2 separate regions of the Homo sapiens genome follow, and region 2 is linked to region 1. A link is a contact called in ENCODE Hi-C data. All regions are on one chromosome and are shown on one strand. Each heading gives the region's core, a stretch centred on a gene start or an enhancer-like site at or near the end of the contact. The rest is flanking DNA. Distances are from core to core; before and after follow the strand shown.

Region 1 (3,627 bases), core at 822-3,321:
TGCATGTCCACGCGCTTGGGTCAGGGATCACGAGGGGAGGAATGTCTTTGGCCCCCGTCTGACAGGCCCCCAGCCATCACTTCTGCAGCCACCTGACCTCTTGTCCTTTTCCTGCCCAGCAGCTGGACCTCACCATGAGCTGTGCCCTTGGGCCATGGCATTGGCCTCTAGGCCCGGCCTGGGTAGATTGGGTAGTCTGCAACAAGTCACTAGAGGCTCTTTTCAGCTAGCATTTGTTGAACAAATGCGCAACAGTGGAAAAATGTTCCCTTGTCTTCTCTTCTAATACCCTTCAGTCTGGGAGTGGAGAGGCCCTGCGGCTCAGAAAAGGCTGGAAGATGAGAGGTGGGGGGACATGTTCTGTCAGCCCCTGCTCATCCCGGTCACACCCCAAGCTGTACCTTCTCCCCAGATACCTCTCCTTTCTTTCTTTCCTTTTTTTTTGAGACGGAGTCTCCCTCTGTCGCCCAGGCTGGAGTGGGCTCCCTCTGTCACCCAGGCTGGAGTGCAGTGGTGCTATCTCTGCTCATTGCAAGCTCCGCCTCCTGGGTTCACGCCATTCTCCTGCCTCAGCCTCCCCAGTAGCTGGGACTACAGGCGGCCGCCACCACGCCCTGCTAATGTTTTGTATTTTTAGTAGAGACAGGGTTTCACCGTGTTACCCAGGATGGTCTCGATCTCCTGACCTCGTGATCCGCCCACCTCGGCCTCCCAAAGTGCTGGGATTACAGGCGTAAACCACCGCGCCCGGCCTTTTTGAGACGGAGTCTAGCTCTGTCGCCCAGGCTGGAGTGCAGTGGCGCGATCTCAGCACACTGCAAGCTCCGCTTCCTGGGTTCACACCATTCTCCTGCCTCAGCCTCCAGAGTAGCTGGGACTACAGACGCCCGCCACCACGCCCGGTTAATTTTTTTTCCATTTTTAGTAGAGACGGTGTTTCACGGTGTTAGCCAGGATGGTCTCGGTCTCCTGACCTCGTGATCCGCCCGCCTTGGCCTCCCGAAGTGCCGGGATGACAGGCGTGAGCCACCGCGCCCGGCCAGATCCCTCGCCTTTCCCCTCCCTCGCTGCCCCATGGGGTATGGGAGGGCCACTGGGGCCCGGGGCCAGTGGGGAGAGCCAAGGTCACATGGGCTCCGGATGCGGTGAGGGGTGAGGGAAGGAGGGCACCTTTCGGTCAAGATGAAATCACCATCCTTGAGCGTCGGCAGTTTCCCCAGGCTGTTGATCTGCAAGAACTCCTTGCTCTTGTGCTGCCCTGAAGAGGAAGAAGTCAGAAAAGGTCTTCAGAATAAAAACGCTGCACCTCTACACCCTCCCTCCTCCTCCCCAAGCGGAGCCCCACAGCCCTGAGAAACAGCAAGGTCTGGGACTAGAGGCCTGGATCAGCCTCACTCCCTGGCTGGGCCTCCCTGCCCTGCCACATTCCGGGGCAGCTGGGGGGCTTTGGTGGGTGGGGCCAGGTGCAGCAGGTGGATAAAGAGAAGTTTTCTAGCCGGACTCTGGTGGGCCAGGGGAGGGGAGGCAAACTGGGGTGGCTCATCTCTTCCCATCTCTTAATTCTCACAACAGCATGTCCTTCTTCCCAAGGTCTTCTGGGCTTTGTGAATTTATATGCGTGCATTCCACGCAAGAACTCTGTCAACTCCATTCAGTATTTTCTTTCCATCCCTACAGAGCAGAAGGTAACATTATCCTCCTTTTCAGAAGGCAAGCTAAGGTTCAGAGAGGCTGTGATCCCTCCAAGGCCACTCAGTCCACAGCATTCTCTGGTGGCAGACGCTGCAGGAGGAGGTGAGGGGGCTGTGCGGGCGGCGAGACGCTCAGGGCAGAGCAGGGCGGGGGCCTGGGGGTGCACTGGGTTTGTGGACACGCGGGGAAACGGGCTGGGCCCACCTTTGACCAAATCCACGGTGCGCAGCTCTAAGGGGATGCCATTCTTCTTGGCGAAGATGTAGACGGCGCGGCTGGGCTGGGACACCAGGTCAAGAAACAGCTCTAGGCCCATGGCGGGGGCGGCAAGGACAGCGGGGATGGCAGTGAAGGCGCTGAGCGCGGTGTGGGCAGCAGCTGTGGCAGGATCCCGGCGCGCCGGGAAATAGGGGATCAGGCCCCACCCCCTGGGGACAGCACCCAATTGGAGCGCACCACCCCCGGACCCGCCTCGCCCCTTCGGTTCCTGTCCAGTCCTGCCGGCCAAGACTCCACCACCAGATCCGTGCGTCCCTACAGGGAGGGCGGTCGCTATGAACGCACAGCTGGGAGGGTGGAGTTGGAGCTGGGGACCCTCGACTGGCAGGGAGGACGCGGATGCAGGGGGCCGACTGCAAGGGGAAGGGGAACCGGCTGGACAGGGAGAAGCAGGTCTGCTTTTCGGGATCCCGGTGCCAGGGACCCTGCCCAGTTCCAGGCGTCGCCCTGACCCAGAAACGACTGGGCGCCGCCGTCCTGGAAAGGCCCCAGCGCACGGACATCTGAGGGTTCGTTCAGAGCTCTGTTTCTCGGCGCTGCATGGTGGCGGAAGGGAGGGAGCGAATGGGATCCCCTAAAAGGGATCTTAGAGTTTCACCCAGTGGGATGTGACACTTGCAGGTGTCCCAAACTGGTGGGAACCTTGACTGGAAGGCTGGGGTTAAGGATGAACTTTCTGCCGTCCAGACTGTCCCCTGCAGAGCAGCTGCTGCCAGACAGCGGGAGCTGCCAGACAGCGGGAGCTCCCACTTCGTGCACAGGATGGGGGCAGGGAGCCCGCAGCCGCGGGAGGCAGGAATGACTGTCCGGGAACCTCCTTTCTTCTCCCTGAATCCCAGCCCTGGCATCTCACCAGGGGGCACAGTGATGGTCCAGGGCTGGGCCCGGGACTCTAGCTGAATCTTTCAGAGTATCCCATCCCTCTGGCCAGTGGCCCAAGCGAGTGAACCAGAATGCTTCCTTGGGAGTTTTGAAACTGGAACTGGAGAGAGGAGCTCCCTATGGGGAGGTAAACGGGAGCTGGGGCCACCTGTAGTGACATTTCCTGAGTTCGAGGAGTAGACGAGACTGAGAGAGAAAAGCTGACTCAGAGAAAGGGAGTGATAACAGGGCATGCTGGCCCACACCTGCAATCCCAGTTACTCTCACGGGATCTGTTTCTCTGATGTCTGGGTATGAAAGGACTTTCTAAGCCTCAGAACAGTGGGAGAACTCAACAAAGAAAAAACCAATACATATACAAGGTTACTTTGTGGAGGAAAAAATGGATTAACCTTAAGCAAAAAACTGGGAAGGATCTCGGTAAAAGATACGTCAGAAGGAAGTAATGTCCTTTAAGATGTTCTTAGAAACCCATCAGACAGGTAGGGTGTGGTGGTTCACGCCTGTAATCCCTGTACTTTGGGAGGCAGAGATGGGCGGATCAGTTGAGGTCAGGAGTTTGAGACCAGCCTGGGCAACACGGTGAAGCCCCGTCTCTACTAAAAATACAAAAATTAGCTGGGTGCGGTGGCACACTCGGGAGGCTGAGACAGGAGAATCACTTGAACCTTGGAGGCAGAGGTTTCAGTGAGCTGAGATCATACCACTGCACTCCAGCCGGGCCACTGAGCGAGACTGTCTCAAAACAAACAAACGAACAAACAAAAAGAAGAG
Region 2 (3,627 bases), core at 390-2,889, 310 kb after region 1:
AAAAAACTATTAAAGTAGTACAAACTATCAAAGGAAAAAACCTGTATGATCATTGCAACAGGTTCATTTGCGACATAATACAATTTTTTTCTTTTTTTTTTTTTAAGTCTTTTTGGCTGTAAGTTTATTCAATGCAAAATAATCCTCTCCAATTCTACTGAGGTGGCTGACGGTGTCCACGACCAAATTTGCCTCTAAACTGGAATTCGGTTGCTGACCCAGCCCCAGCCTCGGCTTTCTTGTCGGCACCAGGGGGCACAGCACTCCTTCTGTAGGTATCTCTGTCGGCTTCTCCTCTTGTGAGTCTTGCAGGTCGCTCACCCTCCAGACCTTTAGACCGAGGCCTGCCAGTCCCTGGACGGCTGCGGCGTAGGGTGGCAGGCACAATCTCCAGGGGCAGATGAAGGTAATCACGGAGATACTGGATATCCTCATTGGTAAGGTACCAGTAGACATGTCTCCAGGCAAACTGTTCCTTCACGTAGTAGCCTCGGGACTACATGACAGGAAGGTTGGGCACACACATTCTTTTTTTTTTGAGAGGAGTCTCACTCTGTCGCCCAGGCTGGAGTGCAGGGGCGCGATCTCGGCTCACTGCAACCTCCGCCCCCTGGGTTCAAGCAATTCTCCTGCCTTGGCCTCCCGACTAGCTGGGATTACAGGTGTCTGCCACCGCGCCTGGCTAATATTTTTGTATTTTTAGTAGACACGGGTTTCACCATCTTGGCCAGGCTGGTCTTGAACTCCTGACCTCGTGATCCGCCCGCCTCGGCCTCCCAAAGTGCTGGGATTACAGGCCTAAGCCACCGCGCCCGGCCGGGCACATTCTTGTCTGCCAACTCCAGGTGCTTAGGCATGTGGACATCCTTCTTGACCACCGTGACTTCCTCTTTAAAAAGGAGTTCATAAATGGCAATCCGGTTTTTCTTAGGCATCAGCATTCTGGGGAGGAGCAGCCGCTAAGGTGGCAGGGTGGCCCGGATGGGGGCCGATGGAACTCGAACTCCCCCAGAATTTCTTTAATATTTTATATATATATATATATATATATACATATATATATGTATATATATACACATATATATACATATATATATACGTATATATATATGTATATATATACATATATATATACGTATATATATATACGTATATATATATGTATATACATATATATATACATATATGTTGCTCGCTTATTCTTTTTGTCTGTTCCCTTATGTACCGGGAGTGCCAGGAGGACAGGGCTTTGTGTTTTCCTCACTGCTGTCTGGCTCATGCATAGCACAGTCCTTGGCACACGGTAAACACGCTGAGGAGAACTTTTGGGACTAGCGGACTCTGAGCATCATTCCGCTGGGCCCAGTGGGGCCTCTGAAGGGACCCGCCTTGCCCGGCTCCAGCCCAAGACCTGAGGCATGCGCACCGGCTGGCCGGCTACTTTCTTGACCGGCCAAGTGGCAGAGCGGCTGCGCGACCCAGTGCCGAGACGGACGCGAGCCGGAGATGGGGGAAGGGGAGGGGGTGGTGGTGGGGGACGGCGGCGCCTGCGCAGTGAAGGAATGTAGGCGGGGCCTCCACGACGCCTGCGCAGACGGCCGCAGCCCTGCTGGGCGCGAAGGGGCTGGCCAAGGGCGGGGCCCGCGAGGGAGGCCGGGCGGCCCGGCAAGCGGCGCTGCGGGGTAGGCTGCTTTCCTGAGGCCGGACTCAACGGGTCTCGGCTGAGCCACCGGGTGAGCTCACCGCCCAGCCCAAACCAGGAGATTGCGAGGGAGCGATGCGGTGCAGCGCGGTAAGAGCAGCAGCCGGGTTCCCGCAGTGTTCGCTGGCGGGTTGGTTTATCGCCTCAGCGCCGCCCGCGCTGCCGCGCCCGGGCGTCCCCGCAGACCCCGGCAGGCCCAGCGCCTGCGCCGTCTCTGCTCCTGGGCCCCTCCAGTGTGTCCCGCGCCTGCGCCTTTCCCTTCCCGCGCCGTCCTCGTTCTGGGCTTCGGGGCTTCTGGAACAACCCGCAGGCTTCGCCGCCGAGACCCACTGGCCTTCGTCCGTTGGTGTTGGGGTTCAGCTGGTTCTGGGACCCCGCTTGCGGCTTGACTGTGTGCAGACAGGCCGGGTGCGACCCTCGTGCTTGCCTTTCCGCCGCTCCGGGAGAGGCTGGGGCTGCCGCCCCATCGCCCGGGTCCCTTGCCTGGGGCGGGGACAGCGTTGTTCAGTGGCCCCGAGGGCGCAGAGCGGAGGAGCAGGGGCCACAGGCGGCGGACCCCGGGCCTGCTGCCGGTGCTGCTTCTGCTGTGGCCGGCGCCCGAGGCGGACGGAACGTCCTTTTTTCTTGAGACGTGGTTAATTGCATCAGGTTGGATGTGAATAATCCGGTACCTGTCTGAGGAAATTTTGCGTTTCCAGGAATTTGGTAATTGTATTACCTTAAGTAGTTAAGTCTAAGACATCATAGTCGCGGCACGTTGGGCAAGCTGCCCTGGAGATGACGAAAAGAAATCAGTTTCCAGTAGTTTTAGCCCATTTACAGAACACGCAAAAATTCTGTGATCATTCAAATGCGGGGAACCTTGATTTGTTGATATCCTTGATCATTTGTCCAAGTACCAGAAGGGCGAGGAAAAGATTCCCGTGAACAGCCCAGGTGATTTCAGGGAACAGTGTTTTCTTTTGTCAAAAGAGCCTCTTAAGCCATGATAATATTTCCCAAGCTTATAACAGATACAAGCCTTTAAAAAATGGCATTTGCTGTCACCCAGTAGGACACATCTTGAGATGAAATCAGAGCTGTAGGCTTTGTAGACAACAGCAGTCATTTCTGGTGGCTTCAGGGAGTGGAGGGGGACTGCAATTTTGCCAATGTAGGTGATACCAAAGGGACTATAGTAATTTTTTCTTCGTAATTAAAAACCAGGCCAGGCGCGGTGCCTCATGCCTGTAATCCCAGCACTTTGGGAGGCCGGGGCGGGCGGATCACCTGAAGTCAGGAGTTCAAGACCAGCCTGACCAACATGGTGAAATCCTGTCTCTACTAAAAATACAAAAAGCGCGCGCCTGTAATCCCAGCTACTCAGGAGGGTGAGGCAGGAGAATCGCTTGAACCCGGGAGGCGGAGGTTGCAGTGAGCCGAGTTCGCGCCACTGTACCCCAGCCTGGGCTACAGAGCGAGGCTCCGTCTCAAAAAAACAAAAACCAGATATAACAAGGCCGAGCTCCCTGGCTCACGCCTGTAATCACAGTAGTTTGGGAGGCCGAGGCGGGTGGATCACCTGAGGTTAGGAGTTCGATACCAGCCTGGCCAACATGGTGAAACCCCGTCTCTACAAAAAATATAAAAATTAGTCGGGCGTGGTGGCACACGCTTGTGATCCCAGCGGCTCGGGAGGCCGAGACAGGAGAATTGCTTAGGAGGCAGAGGGTGCAGTGAACCGAGGTCTCGCCACTGCACTCCAGCCTGGGCGACAGAGTGAGACTCTGTCTCAAAAAAAAAAAAAAACAGCTATTACAATATACATGTATGTTGTAAAATAACCAAACCAACATAGAAGGGTATATAGTGAAAGGAGAAGTATTGTTGTGGGTAAAATTGTTTCAATAAATGGCTAATCCAGTATTTTTTTCCTCCAAAAAAAC

Evidence for each region. Hi-C counts contacts between places; a loop is a spot of excess contacts on that map. Pooled maps may share reads with other maps.
Region 2: a loop to region 1 is called in a map of thyroid gland, with 8 times the contacts of the local background. The contact joins the promoter of SPECC1L here to the promoter of GSTT2B in region 1. A Hi-C loop is called at or near these places in 1 of 168 maps with a recorded cell type or tissue (thyroid gland) and 1 of 50 pooled maps.

What each region holds. Positions count from the first base shown.
Region 1 is chr22:23,959,124-23,962,750 of GRCh38, forward strand. It overlaps GSTT2B (glutathione S-transferase theta 2B), which reads right to left and starts at 2,072. Exons shown (of 5, transcript NM_001080843.4): 1 at 1,897-2,072; 2 at 1,171-1,258. The coding sequence starts at 2,008. RefSeq lists an enhancer at 293-958.
Region 2 is chr22:24,269,192-24,272,818 of GRCh38, forward strand. It overlaps SPECC1L (sperm antigen with calponin homology and coiled-coil domains 1 like), which reads left to right and starts at 1,640. Exons shown (of 17, transcript NM_015330.6): 1 at 1,640-1,792. SPECC1L-ADORA2A (SPECC1L-ADORA2A readthrough (NMD candidate)) reads left to right here and starts at 1,626. Exons shown (of 20, transcript NR_103546.1): 1 at 1,626-1,792. It also overlaps the pseudogene RPS10P29. RefSeq lists a silencer at 1,429-1,958 and an enhancer at 2,019-2,098.